2 separate regions of the Homo sapiens genome follow, and region 2 is linked to region 1. Evidence: chromatin loops called from intact Hi-C (ENCODE). Cell type or tissue: heart right ventricle. All regions are shown on one strand. Each heading gives the region's core, and the rest is flanking DNA. Links, peaks and the distances in the headings are about the cores only.

What was found. Peaks named below come from ENCODE experiments on the same cell type or tissue, not always from the same donor. Only the 100,000 strongest peaks of a DNase experiment are listed, where the experiment ranks them.
Region 2: a loop joins it to region 1, with 2.0 times the contacts of the local background. A loop is called at or near these places in 25 of 110 quality-filtered maps.

The regions. Positions count from the first base shown.
Region 1 is chr16:84,041,335-84,052,777 of GRCh38, forward strand. It overlaps SLC38A8 (solute carrier family 38 member 8), which reads right to left and starts at 1,461. Exons shown (of 11, transcript NM_001080442.3): 1 at 1,217-1,461; 2 at 635-825. The coding sequence starts at 823. RefSeq lists enhancers at 215-919, 920-1,623, 1,624-2,328, 2,329-3,032, 4,020-4,792 and 1 more. In heart right ventricle, for the core only: a CTCF peak has its summit at 3,008 (motif pointing left); no DNase peak of the experiment used is centred there; H3K27me3 peaks cover 613 bases.
Region 2 is chr16:83,971,757-83,986,886 of GRCh38, forward strand. It overlaps NECAB2 (N-terminal EF-hand calcium binding protein 2), which reads left to right. Exons shown (of 13, transcript NM_019065.3): 2 at 395-419; 3 at 6,688-6,796; 4 at 9,083-9,108; 5 at 9,274-9,371. Among named protein-coding and RNA genes, the nearest start is that of NECAB2, 11 kb to the left of the region's middle. RefSeq lists an enhancer at 1,702-2,203 and a silencer at 2,408-2,702. In heart right ventricle, for the core only: no CTCF peak of the experiment used is centred there; no DNase peak of the experiment used is centred there.

The DNA of each region.
Region 1 (11,443 bases), core at 1-8,000:
TTAAGACAGAGTCTCACTCCGTCGCCCAGGCTGGAGCGCACAGTCTCAGCTCACTGCAACCTCCGCCTCCCAGGTTCAAGCGATTCTCCTGACTCCACCTCCTGAGTAACTTGGATTACAGGCGCCCGCCACCACGCCCCGCTAATTTTTGTATTTCCAGTAGAGACAGGGTTTCACCATATGGGCCAGGCTGGTCTCAAACTCCTGACCTCAGGTGATCCGTCCACCTTGGCCTCCCAAAGGGCTGCGATTATAGGCACGAGCCACCGTGCCCGGCCCAGCTTTAGTTTTTGAGCTAAGACCAGCAGGCAAGAAAGAGCAGCTGGCCAGGCAGGGCGCCCAGAGAGGTTCCTTCCCAGGTGAAATGCCCACTTCACAGACAGAGCTGCGATGCCTGTAGCTCCATCCCGGAAGCTGTGTATCAGATGCCACCAGCGCCCACGGGGGATATTCTCATCCCAGGGCTACAGTGGGATTATCTTCTCCCCTCATTAGCTGAGCGGGATAGAAAATAAAACCCCGAAGCTATAGCTTACAGGACACGCAACTCCGCAGAAGCAATGCGAGGAACCCCACCCAGAAAAGCCAAAGCCACCTCGTACCCGTCCCCAGGACTCACTTCCCGGGGACTTACCAGCTCCACCAGGAAGGCAGGGACCACTCCGCCCGCTTTGGAGAAGGCCCAGGGGAAGTTGAGCAGGCCAGCTCCCAGCGCGGACTTCATGAGGATGAAGACAGCGCCCATCGAGGACAGAGTGGCAGCAGCCGTGGCAGGGTGAGGCTTTTCTGGAAGGCCCCTGCTTCCTGGGGTCTGTCCCTCCATGGCTAGAGGCGGCAGAGGGGTGGAGAGAAAGCACAGTCTTCACGCTTTCCTCCCTAAGTTCTCGATATCCTTATTTGTCTCCCCAACTCAGTGAGAGCTCCCTGAGCCGCTCCTGCCCGCTTCCTTGGCGTCAGCTCCCCCTTTCCAAAGGGTGCTGCATGCATCTGCCCACGACTTCTAGTCCCCCTTCGTCTCCCATTCCCTACCCACATTATTCTCACTCCTGCCCTCCCACTAGACCCCAAGGCAACCTCACCCCTTCCCCCTCCCTCTCTTCTCCCAAACCCCCAACCTTCCTCATCCCCATCAATCCTCTCTCCCCCCATTCCCATCCACTCCCTTTGCTTCCAGCCAAACTTCTGTACAAACAGACCCCCAGTTCCTGGTCCTTACCACCAAATCCAACTTTTAAGGTGCCGGACAGTCTTTGGCTGTTGGGGATGGGACTCGGGCTTACTCCAGGTGGCTCAGTTGCATTTCTTGGGGCCAGAGGGGTGGGAGAAGCAAGATTCGAGCTTGGCCAGGGGTGAGTGAGTCATTAACTAAAGGAGCCCTAGCGAGTATGTGTCAGGGTCAGGCCCCTCCACACCTAAGAGGACAGCAACAAGTGGTCAGGGCCATGGGTCCCAAGAATTTGCAGCTTTTGAGACTTCTGACCTGAGCAAGGAAGGCTTAAGACTCCCGCCTCTCCCCAGCCCCCTGCAGGCCCGGCCCCGGGGGTGGAGCTTTCTCAGCTGCCCTGGAGGGTGACAGGGAGCTCAGCTGGGAGCCACACGGGGCAGGGGAGCAGGCACCATGATCTCATGGCAGCTTCTGCAGCGCCTCCATCCTCACATACCTCTCCAAGGTCCCCAGCCCAACGGAGGGGGCGTGAAAAGTGCCCTGAGCCCAGCCTCCTCCTCTGCAGAACAGGCTCCACCGTCCGCAGGTGCTGCCTCCTAGGTGGTTTCCTTTACCTCCTCCACCCAACTCCAGCAGGTGCGTCTCAGAGCTAATCCCATGCACACGAGTCACCTGAGACGGGGCTTGTTGAACGCTTGGGGGAGGCGGCGGCTGCTGGTCCCTAGGCCACGCTTGAGTGATGACACATCTCTCCAAACTGATACGGGGTCAGCTAAGGGGACAGAATATCGGAGACGGCCCCATTCCGGAAAATGCTGGCACATGCAGCTCAGATCCGGAATTTGACTGTTTATTCCTGGAACCCAGGCTCCCTCTCACCCGCATTCTCGAACTCCAGTTTGCATCAGAATCCACTGGAAGGCTTGTTCAAACACAGAACACCAGGCCCCAGCCCCTGTTTCTGACTGAGTGTCTCCGGGGCGGGGTCTGGGCACCTGCCTTTCTAACGGGTTCCCAGGTGACTCCAATGCCGCTGGTTCGGCCCCTCGCTGAGAAGCACTGCTTTCAGTTAAATATCCTCAATGCCCAGAACCCCTCCCCCCGCTGCATCTAATCAGTCCTTATCTGTCCGACACCAGATCAGCCCCAAAGGCTTCTTTTTGATGTGGTTTCTAATGGTCTCAACCCCCGACTCCTGTTACCTCCTGATGAGCAGGCAGGTTCCAAACTCTGTGGCTCACACAATGGCTGCTCCATAAATGCCCAACCAGCAGAGTCAGTGGCTGGCTTCTCAGCAGGGGCAAGTGAAAGGGAGCCGGGATTGCAGTCCCGGAGCTCAAGGCTGGACAATGACCCGGATGACATTCACGCCACTGCTGCATAAATGTGCTGCTGAGAACCTAGCCTGGATGAGTTCACGCGGATTCCTGAGCGGGTGTCCCCACTGTTCCCCCCAACTCCCACCCCGCACCAAGCAGGAACTCGGCTCAGGCAGGTGGAGCACGTGGCTCAGAGCATCACAGCTGGCAAGCAACAAGGCTGGGATTCACCCTGAGTCAGGCTCCTTTCAGAGGCTGTAATGTCACACGGCCTCCTGCCCCACAAGGACTCTGACAGTGCCTGAATGAGTGTGTGAGAGAATGAATGAATGAATGAATGAATACACAAATGCCAGAAAAGAGAGGAAAGGAAACGTCGTTTGATTGTTCCCCTGTATTACGCTCCTGAGGCTGCCAACACAGACTCAGGGGCTTAGAACAATAGAAAGTTATTCTGTCATGGTCTTGAAGGTCAGAAGTTGGTCAAGGTATCAATGGGGACATGCTCCCTCTGGAGGCCATGGAGGGCGGATCCTTCCTGCCTCTTCCAGCTCCTGGGGGCCTAGGCACTCCCTGGCTTGTGACTGCATTGCTGCCGTCTCTGCCAGCATCATCTTCCCAAGCTTTCTCCTCTGTGTCTTCTCTTTTCAGAAAGGCCCACCCAGATAATCCAAGATGATCCCATCTCAAGATCGTTACTTATATCTGCAAAGACCCTTTTTCCAAATAACGTTAACAGTCACAGGTTCCAGGGCGTGGCATAAATCTCTCTACTGGGGGCCACCATTCAGCCCACTACACCCCTCACATCTGAGATCTGTTTGAGTTCTCATCAGTCATTCAACAAACACTGAGTGCCTACTGTATGCAGGCACTGGAGCTCAAAGGTGAAAGAGAAGGCTCCTCCAGAGAAGGGGACGGTCCCGTGGGGAGCTCAAGAAGAGACAAGCCACCCAAGCCCAATGGGAGGACCGGACTACGAGACCCAAGAATGGAGGTGAATCTGGAGGGGCTTCCTGGAGAAAGTGTGGGGGCTGAGGGGATATCTGTGCACCATTGGTGAAGGGCTGGGAGGATGTTCTGGGAAGTGGAGACTCCCAGTGGCAGGTGCATGAGCCAGTGCTCCCGGGAAGGGCCCCGGGGACTGGGGTTCCCTAGGATAGAGACCTAGGTCAGCGCTGAGCTGGGAAAAGGCTTAAACTCTTGTGTCCCACTCGCTGGAGGGTCACTAAACCATGTGGAGATGGCACTGGACACAGCAGGGAAGGAGGGGGCTGCGGGTGACACCGCAGGCAGGGCCCGTGCAGTACCCAGGCTGGGAGAGGGCGGGGACCACACGCAGTATTCACACAGCTCTCCGAGGCCTGCCAAAGAGGCCAAGTCATTCCCGCTTCCCCCCAAATCCAGCCTCCTGAGAAAGGAGATAAAGGGCCCTTCAGCAGCGGCTGGGGGCTTTGCAGTCCTTAATCTCCGCTCGGGGGCTGGGGGGACACTTCCCTGTCCCTGCCGGTGGGTCCCTCATTAGCGGCCCATTAACGTGCATGACTTAGAAATTGGCCATTGGGCTGTGAAATTCCAGGCAATGGGGAAAACCTCTTAATTCGGAGGGGCTTTGATATCCACTCTCTGCCGGCATCACAGGGCTGCGTGACCTTTCCCGAGCTGTGGAGGGGCGCCCTACTGGGCTGCATCTGCAGCCGGTGGGCGGGCGGGCAGGCGGGTGGGCGGCCACCCTCTGCTTAGTCGGCCCAGCCCACCCAGACCTGACACTGGCTCCAGTGCAGCAGGAGCACGAGGAGGCCACACGGAGGTGCCCGTGTGGATGCTGTCGGCCGTGGCCCACGCTGCACACGGCACCCTGCACAAGAGCGCCCAGCCTGGGGTGGCCTCTCCCCCGCTGTGCTGCGGGGACCCACCTCACCAAGGGAGCTCTTGAGGACCCCAGAGTCCGTGTCAGGTGACAGGCCTAGGAACTTTCACAACAAAGTGGCCTCTGATCGTTTCCCAGACCTTTCTGCTCATGTCCGTTAGAAAATTCTGGAGAGGCCCGGTGGCTCACACAGAGGCAGGTGGATCACCTGAGATCAGGAGTTGGAGGTCAGCCTGGCCAACATGGCAAAACTCCTGTCTCTACTAAAACTACAAATATTAGCTGGGCGTGGTGGCAGGCATCTGTGATCCCAGCTACTCAGGAGGCTGAAGCAGGAGAATCACCTGAACCCGGGAGGTGGAGGTTGCAGTGAGCCGAGATCGTGCCATTGAACTCTAGCCTGGGTGACAAGAGCGAAACTCCATCTCAAACAACAACAACCACCACCCCAGAAAACTCCAGAGAACAAATGACGGCAGGCCTCAGGAGCTAGCCGGCTGCAGCACACAGTATCGTCACCCTGGCTCTGGGGTCTCAGGCCTGAGCCTCACTCGAGTCACCTGTGAAATGGGAGGACACAGGCGCCTGCTCTCTGGGGCTGTCAGGAGGGGCCCGTGGATGGTGTGCACAGCACAGGAGTGGCACGTGGCAGCTGCTGAGGTTGGAACAGAAGTGTGTGCCATATTCCATTATCCAAATTTCCGTTTTCACTTGGGTCCAAATCGGAGCTTCTAGAACAGTATCCTGAACCTTAGCTACACGAGAACCGCCTCGGGCCTTCCTACACTACCGATGCCAGGCCCACCCGCAAAACTGCACATTCAACTGGCCTGGGACGGCACTAGGCGTCAGAATTTTTTTTTTTTTTTTTTTTTTTTTTTTTTTTTCCGAGACAAGAGTCTCACTCTGTTGCCCAGGCTGGAGTGCAGTGGCACGATCTCGGCTCACCGCAGCCTCTGCCTCCCGGCTTCAAGCCATTCTCCTGCCTCAGCCTCCCAAGTAGCTGGGATTACAGACGTGCACCACCACGCCCAGCTAATTTCTGTATTTTTAGTAGAGATGTGGTTTCACCATGTTGGCCAGGCTGGTCTCCAACTCCAGACCTCAGGTGATCTGCCCGCCTCGGCCTCCCAAAGTGCTGGGATTATGGGCAGTCAGAATTTCTACGAAGCTCCCCCAGGAGGGTCTACCGTGCTGTGAGAGTAGAGCACCCAGTTCTTAGGGCCTCCCGCTGACCCTGCTGTCCCCGAGACTGAAGCCCCTCCTTTCTCCGAAGCTCTCAGCCCTAGGCCTGGCCCACGAAGGCTGCTTAGTAAGCAGCGCAGCAAGCCCAGTGTGTCGGAGCAGAGCCGGCCTCCAGCTTCTCAGATGGTGGGAGGGGCCCCACCTGCAGAAATTACCAGGGACCAAAAGTCCTCGGATGGGAGACGGATGTCATAGGGATAGAGAAACTGCTTGTGGTCGGTGAAATGATGGCCTCAAAGATGTCCTCATCGGAACCTCCAGGCCTTGTATGTTACCCCACATGGCAAAAGGGGCTTCACAGATGAGATCGGGGACCTTGTGGGGAGGGGACCCTGAGCTATCCAGGTGTGCTCTATATGTAATCAGTGTCCTTCTAACACGGATGCAGGAGGGGCCAGAGGTCAGAGAGGAGACAGTGGTGTGGAGACAGCAGCAGAGGCTAGAAGGGTGTGCGTGGAACACGGAGGAGGGGCCACCGGATGCTGGGAAAGGCAGGGAAATGGGTTCTCACCCAGGGCTTCAGGAAGGAACCAGCCCTGCCAACACCTTGATTTTAGGCCAGTGAGCCTGAACTTGCACTTCCAACCTCTGGAACCGCAATATATGTTTTAAGCCACTAAATTTGTGGTAGTTTGTCCAGGTGGCAATAGGACCCACATACACCAGCATCCTGAATTCCGATCCTTGGGCAGTTCTGAGAGGACAGGCTGGTGGGCTCCCCCTGGGCTCAGCAGCAGAGGCTGGATCCCTCAGGAACACAGCCACAGGGCACAGGCCTTGTCACATCCCGCGGTCCCCGCCTGGGGGCTGCTTCTCCAGAGCTGTAGTCAGAAGACCTGCTCTGGGTAAAGCAGTAAAGGGGTGAACTGTGGGAGGGAAAGGAAGCATCCTTTAGGCTCACTCTCCTCCTGCCACTGTGTCCAATGGAGGAAACACTGGGGGTGCTGCGGGGGGTGGTCAGCAGCCAACACAGGGCTGGGGGCAGAGGGCAGGGAGGAGGACGTGGTGCCAGGGCTGAGCCCACAGGGTCTTCATCCAGGGGGTTCTGACCACTTGGGTTCACACTGACACTGGGAGTCGGAAGGGCACAAGAACCTCTCCCAGGTTCTAAGCCAGGGCTCCCAAGGGGGCCGCCTGTTGACAAGAATCTCCTGTGGAGGGAGCGTGTTAAGAGTTAACATGACATAAAATTCACTTTTTTTAAACTCCATTCTGGGGCTTACCATTTTAAAGTGTGCAATCCAGTGGCTTTAAGTACTCACAATGTTGTGCCAGTATCACCACTATCTAATTCCAGAACATTTTCAACAGCCCCAAAGGAAGATCCCTTCCCCTAGCTCCTGGCAACCACGAATCGACTCCCTGTTTTTGTGAACTTTGTTTACTGTGGAGACTTCATCACACATGACATGGCCTTTTGTGTCTGGCTTCTTTTACTCAGCATGTTCCTGGGGTTCCCCAACTTGGGAGCATGTGTGAGAACTTCGTTTCTTTTTGTGGCCGTGTTCAATGGCATGGAGAGGCCACCTTTGTCCATGTGGCCATCACTGCTAGACCTGTGGGCCGGCCCCGCCTTCTGGCTACTGTGAATAGTGCAGGTGTGAACTTCACAGAGGTTTTTGTTTGAACACCTTGTTTTCAGTTCTCTTGCGTATAGGCTTAGGGACTGCTGGGTCACAGTTCCAGCAGTTGTTTGCTCTTGGGAGCTTTTAAAAGAGATTCCTAGTCCCTTCCCAAGGAACAGATGATCTAGTCAAGCTGGGGTGAGGCCAGGGATCTGTATTTCTAGGACACTCACCTGCAATGCCTTCTTGTTACCAGCAAATGAAACCATTATTCCGTGAGTTAATATCCAATTAAGGCGGTGGTGCCAGCCACTTTTTTAATGAAGAATTTCAATATTTCTCTAGAAATGTCTATCTAACCTGTATATAAAATGGGAGACAACCCTTTTGCATATCCTTGACTCTATATTTTGTGTCCTGTGAAATCAAAATCTATGTCAACCCTCCCATTATTTCCAGTAGGCAGCACCCTCCGCCCGCCGTGGGAGGCAGGCAGCCTGGCGGTGAGGGCTTCAGAGCTCAGGCCCAGGCCAGACCTGGGTTTTCGCCTGAGAAATGGCTCCGAGAGCCCTGGGCGGGATCATGCCCATGAACCATTGGCCTGAGGCACAGAGACGACCGCTCAGCAGGTCCCAGGACCATCGCTGTGGGCCAGGCTCACCTACTGTGCGTGGCTTTCCTGGGAGGTCTCCTTGGAGCCATCATATGTGGGGCACGCTCTGCACGGAACAGACAAGTGTGTGTGCAAAGAAAGATCTAGACTTGAGTGTCCTATACAGGGGAGGGGGCCAAAGGGGGAGTCACTATTTGTATCTCATCTCAAAGGCTCCTGCAATCGGGGCCACTGCCTGAGTCTCTAGAGAGAGCCAGGGCAAAGGATGACATCTGGCCCCTCTCACGGTCCCCAGGCCCCCTGTGAACCCCAGGTGTTATCTGTGGTTGTGGCTGGTTGGTCTTTTTTTTGTTTTTTGTTATTTTTTTGTAGAGACAGAGTCTTGCTTACTTTGGCCAGGCTGGCCTCAAGTGATCCTCCTGCTTCGGCCAGCCAGTCTTGGGATTTCAGGCAGAGCCACTGCCAGCTGGCCTTTTCTGGCTTGTTAAAAAGATGTAGCTGTTCACTAGGACAATGAGAGCCTATGCCAGGGGCAAAAAGGAATCCTTTCGAAGGGGGGTTTGGCCCAGCCCAGGACCACGAGTGGGCCTAGGTGACAGAACGTGGCCTCAACCTCCAGGCACGTGTGTCCCTGTAATGGCTGACACCGGCGCTGGCTGTCAGGCACATGGCTAAGCACATGGCCTGGGTGACACCATGTACCAAACACACAGCAGTCGGTGGAGTGAAGGCCCCTGGCTAGGGCCCACAGCAGGAGTGGCCGGGCTGAACTGGACCCAGGCAGCTTGAGTCTAGGGCCAGGGCCACGACATCCTCTCCAGGACCTCCAAGGCAGACCCCGGAATCCCACGGCTGCCACCCAGCAAAGGGGGCGTCCCTCCAGGGCCTCTTCTGTTGGGTGGCACATCTGAATGCCAGACTCAGCCATCTCAGCAGACCACATGGATCCGGTTCCTCCCGGAGACCTAATCCCCTTTCTACATAAACTCTCCACCAGGGCGTTCTCTCTCCAGGCTCACCCTCACCTGCTCCTTCACTCAATCCTCCCAGACTCTGTCCCAAGGCCCCCCAGCATCTGGGTATCCTCCTGGTGTGTCACTGTCCCTTTAGAGAGAGACAGACAGACATGGGACATCACACAGACACCAGCAGGAGAGAACAAGGGTTAAGTACACAGGTTTTGGGACTGAGGGCAACATGAGTTCAAATTCTGCCTTGGCTACTAGTTGTATGACTGGGCAAGGGGACGAGTGATTCCCGGGCTTCTGTTTCACCTGTGTGATGGGCCCAGTGATGCCCACCTTACAGTGTGTGGGGAATGAAACAAAAACACATGTTGTAACTAGCACAGCGTGCCTGGGCACACAGTTCCTCATGACATCATTCCGGCAACTGGACAGAAAGGGTCCTCGCCTTCTGGTTTGAGGCAAAACCTTTAACATAACCCTGTCCTTTATGGTCCTGACCACCAGACGGTGAGTGGCCTGCACCTGTAGAGACCTGTGAGACGAGAGGCTCCAGAGCCAACAGCATGCAAGGCCCGCATGTGGGTAAGGAGAGCTGCAAGGCCGCATGTGGGTAAGGAGAGCTGCAAGGCCCCATGTGGGTAAGGAGAGCTGCAAGGCCCGCATGTGCGTAAGGACAGCTGCAAGACCCCCATGTGGGTAAGGAGAGCGGCAAGGCCCCATGTGGGTAAGGAGAGCAGCAAGGCCCGCATGTGGGTAAGGAGAGCTGCAAGGCCGCATGTGGGTAAGGAGAGCTGCAAGGCCGCATGTGGGTAAGGAGAGCTGCAAGGCCGCATGTGGGTAAGGAGAGCTGCAAGGCCGCATGTGGGTAAGGAGAGCTGCAAGGCCGGCATGTGGGTAAGGAGAGCTGCAAGGCCGCATGTGGGTAAGGAGAGCTGCAAGGCCCGCATGTGGGTAAGGAGAGCGGCAAGGCCCGCATGTGGGTAAGGAGAGCTGCAAGGCCGCATGTGGGTAAGGAGAGCTACAAGGCCGCATGTGGGTAAGGAGAGCTACAAGGCCCGCATGTGCTTAAGGAGAGCTGCAAGGCCGCATGTGGGTAAGGAGAGCTACAAGGCCGCATATAGGTAAGGAGAGCTGCAAGGCCGCATGTGGGTAAGGAGAGCTGCAAGGCCCACATGTGGGTAAGGAGAGCTGCAAGGCCGCATGTGGGTAAGGAGAGCTGCAAGGCCGCATGTGGGTAAGGAGAGCTGCAAGGCCCGCATGTGGGTAAGGAGAGCTGCAAGGCCGCATGTGGGTAAGGAGAGCTGCAAGGCCCGCATGTGGGTAAGGAGAGCGGCAAGGCCCGCATGTGGGTAAGGAGAGCTACAAGGCCCGCATGTGCGTAAGGAGAGCTGCAAGGCCGCATGTGGGTAAGGAGAGCTGCAAGGCCGCATGTGGGTAAGGAGAGCTGCAAGGCCCGCATGTGGGTAAGGAGAGCTGCAAGGCCGCATGTGAGTAAGGAGAGCTGCAAGGCCGCATGTGGGTAAGGAGAGCTGCAAGGCCCACATGTGGGTAAGGAGAGTGGCAAGGCCCGCATGTGGGTAAGGAGAGCTACAAGGCCCGCATGTGCGTAAGGAGAGCTGCAAGGCCGCATGTGGGTAAGGAGAGCTGCAAGGCCCCATGTGGGTAAGGAGAGCTGCAAGGCCGTATGTGGGTAAGGAGAGCTGCAAGGCCGCATGTGGGTAAGGAGAGCTGCAAGGCCCGCATGTGGGTAAGGAGAGCGGCAAGGCCCGCATGTGCGTAAGGAGAGCTGCAAGGCCGCATGTGGGTAAGGAGAGCTGCAAGGCCGCATGTGGGTAAGGAGAGCTGCAAGGCCCGCATGTGCGTAAGGAGAGCGGCAAGGCCCGCATGTGCGTAAGGAGAGCTGCAAGGCCGCATGTGGGTAAGGAGAGCGGCAAGGCCCCCATGTGCGTAAGGAGAGCTGCAAGGCCGCATGTGGGTAAGGAGAGCTGCAAGGCCCCATGTGGGTAAGGACAGCTGCAAGGCCGTATGTGGGTAAGGAGAGCTGCAAGGCCGCATGTGGGTAAGGAGAGCTGCAAGGCCGCATGTGGGTAAGGAGAGCTGCAAGGCCCCATGTGGGTAAGGAGAGCGGCTCAGAGCCGCAGCCACCTGCTAGGGACAGCAGGGCTCCTGAGTGGCAGATGCTCGCGCCCCCGGGCTGCGTGTGACGCCCTACACCCTTGGGACAGCAACGAATGCCTCAGGGGACCTCAGCAACACATTCGGATTCTCGAAGCAATGTGGGCAGAGTGCAGTGAGAGCTGCAAGATGAGCACGTGACCTGCCGCGGACGAAAAGAACTGCAAGGGACAGTCGGCCCAGTGGCTCCTCCCCTGCGTGGGCCGAGATGTTTTCTGCCCGTGACCTCAGCAGCACCCTTGTCAGTCCCCGCACGGCCTCTGCCCTCCTTCCCAGTCACCCTCGCCTTTGCTGTGTGGGCTGGTGCTCGGCCAGTCAGCATACAACACCCTGTTCAGGTGGGGATCGACGATGAACAGGCTGCCTGGGATCAGGCAATGCTTTTTCCAATATGACCCCTAATGCACAAGCAACCGAAGAAAAAAAAAAAAACAGAAAAAATGGACTTCAAGATGAAAACCTTTTCTATTTCAAAGGATGGCATCAAGAGAGTGAAAGGACAGCCCAAAGAACAAGAGACAAT
Region 2 (15,130 bases), core at 1-8,000, 70 kb before region 1:
AAAGGTTGTGGCGCTCCCTGGGACACTGATTCGGAGTGTGGTTGTGTGCAGCTGAGCGTTTGGCGGTGGGTGAAGCCACGTGGACTGATGACTGTGGACCTACACCTGCAGGGATGGCCGTGGGCCTGCGTGTGTGTGTCAGCGTGGCTGGGAGCAGGCTGGTGGTACTGGCAGCCGCTTCCACGTGGGTGAGGGGAGGGCCTCTGTCTGCAACATCCCTCATCAGTTCCCCCTGGATCCCAGCCCGGGGAGGGGGAGAGGGAAGGGGGGCTCAGCTTCCCAGGACCCTAAGCTGCTCCTGGGAGAAGAGAAGGATCCCAGTATCCGGTCAGAGGCTGCAGGAAGCGCTTGCCTCTCCCTGGCCCAGGGCTGACTCCGCCTCTCTTTTCTGCAGATTTTCCGCCGTGCGGACAAAAATGGTGAGTTTCCCTTCCAGGCCGACGGCCGCCCCACTCCTTCTGTCCTCGTGCTTCATGGGGAAGGGATCAGGGATAGGAGACAAGCGCAACCTTGAACCTAAAGGTTTGGAGTGCAGGGGTCTGAAGTTAGAAGGCCAAATCCTGCTGCTGCTCTGTGCCTTGACCTCCCTGTCTGTAAAACGGGAATCCTAGTAGGGCCTACTTAGTAGGGACAGCTCCACTCAAGGGCTCAGTGAGTCTTGTCTGTGATGCCAAGAACAATGACTGGCCGTGGTAAGGGCTGGGTGTACTTTAGGCCTTTTCCTAGCTGGGCTGGACCAGAGGAGCCCGGGCTGGGGCCCAGAAACCCTCCTTGAAAGGAAGCCGCCAGCCTCACGCTAGGCCCTTCACAAGCCTTGGTGCAGTTCTTCATCGTAGCAACCTGAGCAGTCAGTGCTCTTGCCTCTGTTGACACCATAGCAGCCCAGAGAGGTTAAGCAATTTGCCCCAGGGTTGCCCAGCTGCATGAAGGAAACGGAGGCTCTCCTGAAGACCGGGGCCCTTTTCCCTTTCTCTCTCAGCCTCTTTAAAAATGTGAGCAGCGCCTTGTTGTGGCCACGGAATTCATAGCGCTCCACTTCTCCCGACTCCTTGGAGGGGCTTCACTTGCAGAAGGAGCCCAGGCCTTGAGAGAATAAGCACGTTTAGGCGGCCCAGCTGAGCCTCGGCTGACAAAAAGCACCTTCTTAAAAATACCAGAATCATTATTACAGTTGCAACGCAACTCACCGTGGACTTGAACCAAGACAGATTCCCTCTCTGGGCCTTGGTTTTCCCGTGGGTAAAGTGGGGCAATAACACTTGCCCTGCCTCCTTCCCTGGGTTTTGGGGAAAAGCCAGAGAGGCGGTGTGGGTGACAAATGTTTTTAAAGAGAATCGCGTGCTCCCGGTATGTTCATTCATTGAGAAAATGCACATCAAGTACCAAGCCTGTGGCAGGGGAAGAGCACGCAACAGAGACCCTGTGACCTGCCCCAGGGCCCTTGGTCCCCAACGCCTCTGGCCCCGGTTCCTCTCCTGCACAAGCTGCAGTTGAGGGTGGCAGCTCTGGCCTGGGTCTCCAGCACCCGCCTCATCCCTGGGAGTTCCTGTTGACGGCTCCCACCCAGGGCGGTTGCAGGGTGGAGTTGGAGGCCTTGGGCATGGTGGGAGGGCAGGTGCACAGGCCTGGGCTGGAATCAGTTCCAACGAGTCTCCCACCCTGGCCTCCTGCATCCCTGGGGGGTGACAGTGACCACTCCCAGGCCTCTGGGGAAGAAGGACCATCAGCAGTGATTCCATACGGAGCAGAGGAGGAATAAGAGGGACGTAGGGAGATGAAGTGGCTCTGGAAAAACAGCCGTAGCATCATGGCCTGAAAAGCCTTGGAGATGAGGAGGGGAAATCAGGGGGCTGTCCCTGAGATGGGGTCGCCGGAGCCCTCAGCGTCATTGCCTGTGTGCTGGCCTGGCTCCTCCAGCAGGTTGAGAGGTAGGGATTTGGGTTTGTCCCTTGTCCCGGGCCTGATACCCAGCACACAGTAGGTCCTCGGTAAATGTCTGTAGACTTGGTGGACGTGTTTGTTGGTGAGAGCGTGGCTGTGCGTATCTCGGTGACTCAGCAGCGTGAGGCTGTTGGGAATGCGTGTGTCCAGCGTGGGCCTCTAGCCATGGCTGTGCATCCCGAGTGTGTGTGCAGTTAGTGTGCGTGTGTGGCTTCCTGAGTGTGCAGCTCTGCAGGAGCCACTGCAGTGTATACACTTGGGCAGGTGGTGCCTGGCCCCCTCGGGCACAGATGGGGTTCTGTCCTTGCTGCAGGCTCCCCCCATCAGAGGCCATGTGTCCACCCCCTGAGCACAGCTGTGGGACTCTCAGTTTCCTTACTGCAGCCTCCTCAAAGGCCGAGCCTGTTCCTTCTCCTTGGGGCTTACATCTTACCAGCCACCACTATGTGACCGTTAGGGGCTGTCACCAGGGTGAATGTGGGTGTGAGATGCGGGTTCCAGCAAGAGCTTCCCAGGTCCCCCAGCCTGACTGCCTAGGCTCAAGTCCTGGCTCAGCCGCGTACCGGCTCTGGCCTCAGGCAAGTCACCAAATTCTGCAGTCTCAGTTTCCTTATCTGTAAATGGGAATAATTACAGCACCCACCTCAGAGGGCTGTCTGAGGATAGATAGTTGCTCTCCTGGCTTCGCTCATTGAAGATATCAATAAGTCCCCGCTGCTCTGCCTCAAATGCCTCGGAAATGGGAGTCCGCAGGTGTGGCTTGTCCAGAGGGGTTTGATTCCTCTGTGCTCAGCAGGGAATTCGGTCTGGGGGAGGCTGCCAGCAGTCACTGAACGTCTGTTATGCACCAGGACTTGAATGTGCTTTTTCCTTTAATCTTCATTGTGATCCTCCTGAGACAAGAAGTATCAACCCCCACCCTCCTTCCAGATGACGAAAACAAGGCTCGGAGATGGCACGTGATATTCTTCACATGGTCGGGGGGCAGCGGTGCAGGCAGGTTCTGATTCAACACAGCAGCTTAAAAGCTTGTAGGAGTGGGGATGGGACTTGGTGTGGGTATAGATAGGGGAGTGGTGTGGGAATAGAATGGCTGGGGAAAGAGGAATGAGTGTAGGGGTGAGAATAGGTGTCAAGGAGGTGTGGATCCAAGAATGAGAGCAGGTGTGCAGGGAGGTGTGGGTGCAGGGATGAGAGCAGGTGTGCAGGGAGGCGTGGGTGCGGGGATGGGAACAGGTGTGCAGGGAGGTGTGGGTGCAGGGATGGGAACAGGTGTGCAGGGAGGTGTGGGTGCGGGAATGTGAACCGGTGTGCAGGGATGAGAGCAGGTGTGCAGGGAGGTGTGCAGGGATGAGAGCAGGTGTGCAGGGAGGTGTGGGTGCAGGGATGAGAACAGGTGTGCAGGGATGAGAGCAGGTGTGCAGGGAGGTGTGCAGGGATGAGAGCAGGTGTGCAGGGAGGTGTGGGTGCAGGGATGGGAACAGGTGTGCAGGGAGGTGTTGGTGCGGGGATGGGAACAGGTGTGCAGGGAGGTGTTGGTGCGGGAATGTGAACCGGTGTGCAGGGAGGCGTGGGTGCGGGGATGGGAACAGGTGTGCAGGGATGAGAGCAGGTGTGCAGGGAGGTGTGGGTGCGGGGATGGGAACAGGTGTGCAGGGATGAGAACAGGTGTGCAGGGGGTGCAGATGTGGAGGCCGATAGGCCCACAAGCACACACAGGACTGCTCAACACTGACGCTAGCCCTGCCTCACGTGTCCACAGGAAGGATGGATGGGATGCCTCAGGGGAGCGGGAGATGGGGTGCAAACTCAAAGGACCCCCCAGGCTGCCCTTAGGACTTAGAGATTACAGGAACAAAGGCTCAGGGCTGCCCTGTCAGGGTGGCTCCTGTGACAGAGACTTGTTTGGCTGAGCTGGATACCGGATGCCCAGTCCCTATGGGAAGGTTAGCATGAGGGGCCTGACTGGCAGCCTGGGACATAAACTCAGGGGGTGGCAGAGGGCTGAGTGGCAGACAGCATTTCCCTTCAGGGACATGGACGCTGACAGGCTGACAGGCTCTTGGCATTTGAAAGGTCATGGAGACAGAGAGTGAGTTTGTGCTAATTAGCAAAGACACCTGCAAACGGCCCGCTTGGGGTCTCTGGCAAAAGTGCCAGCGCGGGCCCGCTTGGCCTGTCTAATTGGACTGGGGGCCTACGTAGGGCATGTTTTTTCCTCATTAGTGAATTCATTAGGGCCGTGATCAGGCGTTCAGGATAAATGTCAGCCGAAAGCTTAGTGAGGGGGCACCTTGCTGGCCTCTGTCTGCCTGCTCTCCCTGTGTGCCGAGGGGGCACCTTGCTGGTCTCTGGCTGCCTGCTCTCCCTGTGTGCAGAGGGGGCCCAAGGTACCTGGACAGGCACGTGGGGAGATGAGCCAGCCAGAGGGAGGCTGGGATTGGGGCTCACAACCCCTGTCATGCCCATGGTGACTGCCCCTCACCCAAAGTGGGGGTGCCTGAGCCAGCACCCACCCCCTGCTGGGTAGGTGGCGATGTCGCCACAAGATCCTACCCCTGGATTAGGTTGAGAGCCTGGACTTGGGAGCCAGATGGCCTGGGTTCAAGCTTCAGCTGTAGGACCTAGGCAAGTACCCTAAGGGCTCTGTGCCTCAGTTTACCCCTCTCTAACATGGAAGTGGTAGTACTACCTGTGTCGTGAGTGTTAAGAAGACTAAAGGAGTGAGTCCGTGGAAGGTACTCCACGTGTGGTGTGACTCCACACTGGGATTCCTGGGTTTTATCTTCAGGCTTGCCGAAGACACTCGGAAGGCATCCTCTGTCACAGAACACAGAAAGCAACAACTTCGATTTCACTTATCTCGTGGCTGACTTTGCGGACTTTTAGTTGTTAGGTTTTGGGTCTTTGGTTTGTGCATGTGTGGTTGGATTGGGGTTTTTTTGGCCTTTCCTTTGAAAGACAGAAATTCTTCCCACTGTAACCTTGAAATCTGAGCTGCGATGGGGGCATCTTGGGATATTGGCCCTAGCCCCCCGTGCCCACACGTTCATATTCTTTACCGGTCTCTGATACTTTATGCTCTATGGGGTTAAAGAGAAAAGTGGTGGCATGAAACCTTGGCAAGATCTGAGGACCCCCCCTCTCCTGAGCTTATGCTCTCACCCTGTGTTGAGCTCCAGCAGAGCTGCTGGGAGCACAGACAGAAGCACTGGAGCCTTTAAAGTTTAAGAATGACTCATTCTCAACCCAAGTACGTCTGCCATGTCGGGTTAGGCAGGTTGTGCGCTGCACAAGGGCACCCACCCGAGGAAATGGAGGGTTTCAAATCCAGGCTGCAATCCGCTTTCAACACATGTGCACTGACACTGGTCTCATCCTCTCGGCAGAGAAAGGAGAGTCTTTTTCTAATCCATAGGAAGGTGCCATGTGGACTCTCAGGGCCCTTGTCCCAAGCACCCAGCTTTGAATGCAGATCCTCTGGAAGTAATGCCAGGGGTTTATGCAGAGAGGCTGGGGGCCAGGAACTGTCATGGGCTCCCTCTTGTCTCTGACCTCCATGCCACTCACATAGTTTCTCTTAAGGAGGAACAGATCCTTGAGGAGGGGGGAGGTGGCTGCAGGGCAGGTGGGGGATGAGCTTGCTGGCATTTGCTCAGCAGGTCTGTTCAGGTGGAAGGAGCTGAGGGTGGAAGCTTAGGGACCGCCTCCCAGAGTCCCTGATGTTCTTAAGCCACCTCCCCTGGTGGCCCAATCTGATCCAAACCCACAAGACCTTCCTGGTAGGGCCAAAAGTGTCCCCAGAGCAACTGCAAGTGAAGGGAAAAGGTGAGGCGATGGGTGGGACTGGTGGCATGTGTCCCACCCATCCCTCCACAGAGCCCCTCCACAGAGGAGCTGTGGAGGCCCCTCTGTGGAGCTCCACCTCAGAAGCACAGCCTCTGGCCAGAGCGTTGGCACCTCCAGGCCTGGCACCTCCTTCCTGCATGGCTTGGCATCTAGATGGCTGCATCTGTGGCCTGGGAGAGGAGGTAACTGAGAACCTCATGCCGGCCATTGGCAGCCATCTCATGCTGCCTCAGGGAAGGACCTGAAGTTTGCCACATAGATGGGGCGGAGAAGAAAGGGTTCTTCTGTACTCTAAGAACAGTGCTGAGAGAGTCAGGGCTTAGGGGCTGGGATTGGGGTTGGGAGCATGCAGAGACCACTTGGCGTTTGGAAGCTATGGAGTGGTGGCTCATCCAGCTGCTGGTTTTTGGATCCACTTCATACCGATGGTGTGACATGGGACAAGTTGCTCACAGTGGGTTATCTTAAATAGCACCTGCCTCCAGGTGGCCATGTAAATTGAGAGAAAATTCACTGGCAGGGGGCAGATACTCTATATTTGTTGAACGCATGGAAAATGTTGAGTGCATGGTGAGCCCAAGAAAGCTAGCTATTGCATTATTGTTAGTTTGAGGATTATCTGTAAACAGGCATTGGTCTGGGAATTAGCTGGATGAGGCATGATTCTCTGTGTACTGGAGTTTACTGGTTAGTGTGGGAATTAGCTGGGTGGGTAGGGATTATCTAAAATGGAATTTGTCTTTTAGTTTGGGGATTAGCTGGGAGGGTAGGGATTATCTGAGCTGCAGTTGTTCTGTCAGTCAGGCCATTGACTGGATTTGGGGGCCGTGCATGCACTAGCCCCACCAGCCTTATCTCTGCAGACACCAGCTCCTTTCTCTGCTTCCTTCCTTGCAGATGATGGGAAGCTGTCCTTGGAGGAATTCCAGCTCTTCTTTGCAGATGGCGTCCTTAATGAGAAAGAACTGGAGGATCTCTTTCACACGATTGACTCTGACAACACCAAGTGAGCTTCAGTCCTGGCTGGCAGAGTGGGGGTGTGTGTGGGCTGTGGTGGAGGCATCTTTTCATCTAGTGTCCGTTCCTAGTCCCCTGTAAGGGGCAGGAGAACTGAAAATCCCCAAATTTGCTAATCCAGAAGTCAGCTCTTCACTGCCTGGGGTGAATGGGGCGTGTGCAGATTCATATTGCATTGGCTACTATCGCAAGTGTGTCTTCTGAGTGCACATGGCCAACTAAGGAGAGACTCCTGGTTTTGCACAGTGGACATGGGATTATGAAAATGGGAAGGTGGCAATGACTTCATCCTTCTGCCATCTTCAGCCAGCAGCCAGTTCTCACCCCAACCCCAATGCCTGTGTGTCCTCCCAGTCCCAACATTAACTGTGAGGTTGAACGTCATCCTAACACTGACTCCTGTGTTAAACCAAACACGAATCCTAACTCAACACTACGTCTATCATTATAGCTTATTAAACCTTTTCTCCAACCCAGTCATAACCCTGACCTGCATCTCAGAATCAGCCAAAAACTCTGTCTCCACCCATCTCTAAATCAAGTGGAAAATGCAGATTCTACTCAGACTTACCCTTGACCCTTCCCAGCCTCACCTCCAATCTTGCCCTTTTCTTGGGATTCCCCAGACAGGATGAGGTCTGAGCCCTCTCCTCAACCCCACCTTCAGGAGGGATCAGAGCCCCACCTGGTCTCCTTTCTCAGGCCTACTCGCGTGATGAGGACCCAAGCTTCTGGAGGGCTGCTTAGGGCACATTTGGTAAGCGGAGGTTCTCTGAGACTGACTAGAGATGGTCTGGACAAGGAGCTACCACCAAACCAGTGTGCAAGGGGTAGAGTACAGTGGTGGTTTGGACCAGAGGCTGCGGCTGAGAGAGTCCTGGGGGGCACTGGCTGGGGACCGGGATATGGTAAGTGGAGCAGATACCATCCTCTGGGAAAGGCCACTTTAAAGAAATGGCTTCAGGCTCCAGACTGCAGAATGGAGAACTGTCTGGGGCCAGATGGAGATTTCTGAGCTGTTACTGCAGCTTCCTGGGGTGCTTTGAAGGGGCCAGGCAGGTGCCCATTGATTTAGACCTTCTCTTTCAGGGCCTTTTGTGTTAGGACCAGCGGGGTAGAGGAGGGGGTGGAGGCGGAGGGAGGAGGAGGCACTGGTTTGAGAGTCGAACTGTGAGAGTACGTGTGGGTGGGTGGGGGTGCAGGGAGGACTCGCGGTTATGGAAGGTCAAAGCTCTATAAAGACTTTTAGGATTAATCTCCCCAACATTACCTAAGGTGTGAGCCACGAACATTAGCCCCTTGGGATGCTAAATAGACTTTGTGCCCAAAACAGTGTACAAACCATCAAAAAGTTTTGTGAAACATGAATTAAAGCAGAATGACAGGGTCGCTTTCTGCAGGACTTGCCAGAACTCTGAATATGAGATGGAGGTTGGAGGCACCTCCTGACAGAGCATGCAGAGCCCCCGAGTGCAGATTCACTGGGCCACAGAAGCCTTCTGTCCAGATGTGCTTTGCTGAGCCTGGGCTCCACTGAGCACGATGAGGGACCTAGGCCCAGAAAGGGCCACCACCGTATTGGGTCCCTTGCACATTGACTTGGCAGTAGCTCCTTATCCAGACCATCTCTAGCCAGTCCCAGAGGGCCTCAGCTTATCAAATCTGCTCCTAAGCTGCAGAACCACCATAGTTCCCAGCACTGCACCCCTTATCTTGGGGCCGGTCTGTGCTCCTTCACTGCCATGGGGGATAGGCTCATGCTCAGCCTGCTCCCCCAAGAAAGGACAGGACCCTTCTCCAGGCTGTAGGAATGGGGATATGGGACCCAGGGGCTGCGACCAGAACAGGAAGGGCTCTGCCACAACCCCAGGAACTCCAGGACCCAGCAGGCAGGGTCGACTGGGGGTGGGTCAGTGGGTCAGATGAGAGCTTTGCTGACAGCCCGTCACAGTAATGGGTCCCCACTCTCTGTCCCTTTACCCCTTTCCTGGCCCCCAGCTTGGCCCTCCCCTTGGTGTCATTTATTCATGATGGGGTCAGCAGACTCCGAGAAAACAGAACAAGGGTGGGTGGTGTGGGGGATCAGACAGACGTGGGCCTTCAGGGGCGGGGGTGTCACCTACCTGCTGCACCCTCTTCTGTAAGGCGGAGCTTGTGGGGCCAGCACACAGGCTGCAAAGAGCAGGCAGGATGTGTGTTTCGCAGGCTGTGCAGGGTCAGGCCTGCTAACCCCCTCTCTGTCTCTGTCTGTCTCTGCCTCTGTCTGTCTCTGCAGCCATGTGGACACCAAGGAGCTGTGTGGTAGGTGCCTGGCTATGCTGGGACCAAGATGGGGATGCTGGGATGGGGCTGGATGAGAAGGGCCTGAGGCAGGGGAGGCTGGAGGTAGCGCAGGTGGGAGGTGCAGGAGTGCTGAGTGGGAGGGGCAGGACCTGTGACCCCTGACCTTTGCCTTTCCTTCCCCAGATTACTTTGTGGACCACATGGGTGACTATGAGGATGTCCTGGCCTCCCTGGAGACCTTGAATCACTCTGTCCTGAAGGCCATGGGTTATACCAAGAAGGTCAGTGGGTGTAGGTGGCCCCCGGGGTCCAGGGCTCCAGTGCTGCTTCAGTTCCACCCTTGCCTAAGGATGCCTGGATTTTTGAAGACAGGCCGCCAGGGAGGCCTATCTCAGGGGTGGGCTTTGCCTGGGCCTCTTTGAAGCAGCTGAGATGAACTGGGAAGGGAATAGAATGGTTTGGTGAATGGCTCTGGTTGGGAGCAGGAGGCATTTTCCCGGAATCAGGCCTGATCCTGGGCTGGGGCCTTAGAAAGGGTGGCCGCAATCACCCTGTGCCCTTAAGGGGTCCCCAGACAGGTGTCGTACCCTTCAGGGTGGGCTTACAAGACTGGAAGAGGGGGCGGGGTGGGGCGTGGTGGGGGGTGGTGGTTCATGCATCTGAACCCTGTCCCATATCAGGTTCTCGATGCTCAGCACCTGGTTTAATCCTCACAGCAACCCTATGGGTGGTTGCTGTCACCTCCACTATCTCACAGCTATGGAAACAGAGGCTCACAAAGGTGAACTCAACAGAGTCACAGCCAGACAGCCATAGCTGCTGGCTGGGATGAGTGGGGAAACTGAGTCAGGGACCTGGCAATAGGCATGGGAGTGTAGCATGAGACTCCAGGCACACCCAGGAGGCAACTGGAGAGTCAGTCATCCAGGAGCAGAGAGCAGCCATAGGGCACACTGGTCCAGGCCCACGGTGAGGGAACTGGGAGCATGCAAGGGTGAGGGACCCACAGGTGCTCGAGGCAGCAGCCACCAGCACCCTGAGCTTTGGGAGTCCAGAAAAGCCCAGCCTTGTCTGCCGGTTGAGGCCGGGGAACTTAGCTGATAAAGCCAGCCAGACCTGGCTGAGGGATCTGAGCTGGTTATTTCCCTTTCTGAGCCTCAGTTTTTCCATCTGTGAAATGGAGACATCCACCTTATGAATTACGAAGTCCTTCAGAGATTGAGCCAAGTAAGGCCTCTGAGCTATTGAGCATGCAGGACCAAGCTCGGAGCAAAGGCACCTGCTGGTTTGTATCAATACGCTCCTACTGTACGCTCAGCCAGATATTAAAACCCATTCTGTGCAATTTTCCCATGCTTCTCAGTTAGTGACCGCCATGTATTAGACAGTCTCTGTTTTGCCATATATCTAACAATAGTTGGGCCTCATTCTGGGCCTCCACGATTCCACATTTCCATTTCTGTCCCAGTATCATGCTGTTTTGAGTCTTGCTGTTTTAGAGTATATTTTAATACCATGTAAGACCTGCTCCCTTCAAGTATTAATCTTTGTAGAATATCGTTTGATATCCCCAAGTATCAAGGTATAGGCGGTGGATTAGAAGGTAGCATGGGAAGATCCCAGGCTTCCGAGTCACCCAGACAAGGGTGGCAATGCCAGCTCTGCTCCAAACAGGCTGTGTGAGGTCACCATGTGCTCACAGATGACCCTGGGAAATGGAAACCACCTCCTTGAGCCTCGGTTTTCTCACCTTAGAAGGGGCCCACGTCCTAGCCATGCTGTGAGGCATTCGTAACATCCATGGTTGCGTCTTGGTCTTCAGTCAGACTTTTCAGGAACATAAGAGAGTTCTCCATCAGTGTCTACTGATACAAGTTAGACCGGTTTTAGAGATCTTGCTCTTGGAAGTCATGTGCGTATGATGTCAGGGGTGGTCTTTGGTGGTTTTTTTGTGGCAGTCGTGGTGATGATAGGTTGTTGCATCCGTGATTGGCATTTCCTTTTTTTTTGTTTTCTTTTTCTTTTTCTTTTTCTTTTTTTTTGAGACAGAGTCTCACTCTTGTCCAGGCTGGAGTGCAGTGATACAATGTCGCCTCACTGCAACCTCTGCCTCCTGGGTTTGAGTGATTCTCCTGCCTCAGCCTCCCGAGTAGCTGGGACTACAGGCGCCCACCACCACTCCTGGGTAATTTTTGTAGTTTTAGTAGAGACGGGGTTTCACCATGTTGGCCAGGCTGGTCTCAAAGTCCTGACTTGAGGTGATCCGCCCACCTCGGCCTCCCAAAGTGCTGGGATTACAGGTGTGATGTGATTGGCATTTCTTTTGCTTGCGTATTTCCTAAGTGGTTTTTGTTTGTAGAAATGCAGCTTGTCGGTTGTTGTTTTGAATGCTTTTCTTGTATGTGCTGTTTGCTTTCGTCAAGCCGCAGCATCAGTTATTAAGAGTGCCGTTGTCTCTGCATTCTAACACGTGCCCCTCTTGCTTCCCTGTCTATCCTGTGGCATTTCTCTCATGTTCTAAAACGTCGTGGTGGGGCACGGCCAGGCATGCTTGTTTGGCTCCTGATTTTCGAGTGCATCTCTAGTACTTCTCTGCTGATTATCATATTAATACCAGCTCTTATTTTAGAATCCTTGTCAGCATGTTGGAGAAATATTTTTGCATTCCCTTTTTTCCATTTTGTCTTAGGAGGGTGGTGGTGAATTTTTTCAAATGCCTTTTGGTATTTTTAAATGATCATATGATTTTTTTCCCCTAAGCTATTGATGGGGTGGATGCTATTTTTAGATTGTCTCAAATTGAACAATCCTTCGCTCCCTGTGATAAACCCTAATTGGTATATTATTCTTTTATCACATTACTGAGTCCTTGTCATGAGCCAAGAATTTTATCTCTGTCTCCATTGGGAGTGGAGATCGGATGATAGCTTGGGAATGATTTTGTGAAGTGGTTTTGAATGTGTTCTGTGTATGAATCAGCTTCTCTAACATAGCATCATTTTTCTACGTAAAAATAGAATTTATCCATAACGCTTGGGTCTCAGTGTTAAACAGGGGAGGGGATGATTTTCATAGTTATTTTAAGGTCATCTCTACTTTTAGTCAACTTTTTCACTTGTCCATTGTAAAATACATATATATATATGGTGGTTTTTTTTTTTTTTTTTTTGACGGAGTCTCGCTCTGTCATCCAGGCTGGAGTGCAGTGGCACAGTCCCAGCTCACTGCCAGCTCCGCCTCCCGGGTTCACGCCATTCTCCTGCTTCAGCCTCCCGAGTAGCTGGGACTACAGGCGCCCGCTACTACGCCTGGCTAATTTTTTGTATTTTTAGTAGAGACGGGGTTTCATCGTGTTAGCCAGGATGGTCTCCATCTCCTGACCTCGTGATCTGTCCTCCTCGGCCTCCCAAAGTGCTGGGATTACAGGCGTGAGCCACCGCGCCCGGCGGAATATTTTTAAACAAAACTGCCCTGGGCATAGTCGTTTTTACAATCAGTCATGCATGGAATGTTTTATGATTATTTTTAAAAATCTAAAACATTGTTTGACACACGCAGGCACTTAATGCACATTAAGTTCAATAAAAGATCTGCTGCCGCTCACGGTGGCTCACGCCTGTAATTCCAGCACTTTGGGAGGCCGAGGCGGGAGGATCGCTTGAGCCCAGAAGTTCAAGACCACCCTGGGCAACATAGTGGGACCCCGTTTCTACCAAAAACAAAACAAAACAAAATTAGCCGAGCATGGTGGGATGTGTCTGTAGTTCCCACCTTCTTGGGAGGCTGAGGTGAGAGGATCTCTGGAGCCTGGGAAGTCGAGGCTGCAGTGAGGCACAGCATGCCGCTGCAACCCAACCTGGGTGACAAGAGAAACCCTGTCTCTCAAAAATAAAAAAATAAAATGTGCTGCTGTAGCTCACATCTTAAGTTTCTCCCATTTTTCTACATTTTAAAACCTTGTATTTGACAGTTTTGCCTGTTTTAATTAGCTGTTTCAAATAACAAGCTCCTGGCACATTTATTTAAATTTCATGACATGTTTTCTTATTTATTTATAGCTCCTATCATTATTATTTCCTCCCTCTTATAACTTTAGGTTTGTTGTTTTTGCTGTTCTTTTTCATATGTGAAATGGAATGGTTTTTTTGATAATGTTGACATTTTTAAAATTTACTTTTGATGGGGGCTGGGTGCAGTGGCTCACGCCTGTTATCCCAGTACTTTGGGAGGCCGGGGCGGGCAGATCACCTGAGGTCAGGAGTTTGAGACCAGCGTGGCCAACATGGTGAAACCCTGTCTGTACTAAAAATACAAAAATTAGCCGAGCGTGGTGGCAGGCGCCTGTAATCCCAGCTACTTGGGAGGCTGAGGCAGGAGAATCACTTGAACCCGGGAGGTGGAGGTTGCAGTGAGTAGAGACTGCGCCATTGCACTCCAGCCTGGACAACAAGAGCAAATCTCTGTCTCAAAAAAAAAAAAAAAAAAAAAAAAAAAAAAAAAGGTTACTGCTGGGTGCGGTGGCTCACACCTGTAATCCCAGCACTTTGGGAGGCCGAGGCAGATAGATCACAAGGTCAGGAATTCAAGACAAGCCTGGCCAACATGGTGAAACCCCGTCTCTACTAAAAATACAAAAATTAGCTGGGCGTGGTGGCAGTTGTGTGTAATCCCAGCTACTTGGGAGAGTGAGGCAGGAGAATGACTTGAACCCGGGAGGTGGAGGTTGCAGTGAGCCGAGACTGCCCCACTGCACTCCAGCCTGGGCAACAAGAGTGAGTCTCCATCTCAGAAAAAAAAAAAAAAATTACTGTTGGCGTTCCCATAGCAATCACAGATGTTAATGTGTAGTATTTTCAACCTATTATTTGAGCAGCCTGTTATGTTCTCATTTATTTTTCAGTTCATTGTATTAAGATAAAATTGAATGACCAGAAAGGTTTCTACTCTATTTTTTTAATGTACTGAGATTTTTCCATTACATTTGTGTTTGTTTTTGTAACTACCTCATGAATGCTTAAGACGATGTGGATTGTGCTTGCAGAATTAGCAGATCTGAAAACAGCTATCCTTTCTTCGTTATGAAATACGTGCTGCTAAGAGGTACTTTTTTAAAGGTAAAATTATGTCTCTTCTGCAGGTATTAAAATACACATCAAATATTTTTTCTTGTTTCTTTTTTTCTTTTTTGATACGGAGTTTCTCTTTCGTTGCCCAGGCCAGAGTACAATGGAGTGATCTCAGCTCAGTGCAACCTCTGCTTCCTGGGTTAAAGCGATTCTTCCACCTCAGCCTCCCGAGTAGCTGGGATTACAGGCGTGCACCACCACGCCCGGCTAATTTTTGTGTTTCTAGTAGAGACGGGTTTTCACCCTGTTGGCCAGGCTGGTCTTGAACTCCTGACGTCAGGTGTTCCACCCGCCTCAGTCTCCCAAAGTGCTGGGAGTACAGGCATGAGCCACTGCGCCCAGCCCAAAGATTTTCTCTAACTCAATATGAGAATCAGTAAGATACTGGAACTGGCTCAAAGGAGAATTGAAAGAACTTGTGCACTAATACATAGGTAAATAGCAATTCCGAAATCAGTTGGTGAATAAATGCATGAATGGTCACTATCCCAGGGCAACAACCAATTGCCCTGTGGAGAGTGCCAGACAAACTTCCTGTGCATTTCTGTATAAGAGATAAAGACGGGGTCTTGTTGTGTTGCCCAGGCTGGAGTACAGTGGCACAGTCATTACTCATTGCAGCCTCAACCTCCCAGACCCAAGTGATCTTCCCACTTTAGCCTTCCAAGTAGCTGGGAACACAGGTGGGTGCCACCACTCACGGCAAATTTTTTTTTTTTTTTTTTTTGGTAGAGACAGGGTTTCCCTATTTTGCTTAGACTAGTCTCAAACTCCTGGGCTGAAGCAATCATCTCCCCACCTTGGCTTGTCCAAGTGCTGGGATTACAGGCATAAGCCACCATGGCCAGCCAGAAGAGAACTCTTTGAATTATTATAAATGGTCTATATCCACAGAGTTTTAAAAGTTGCTCCAG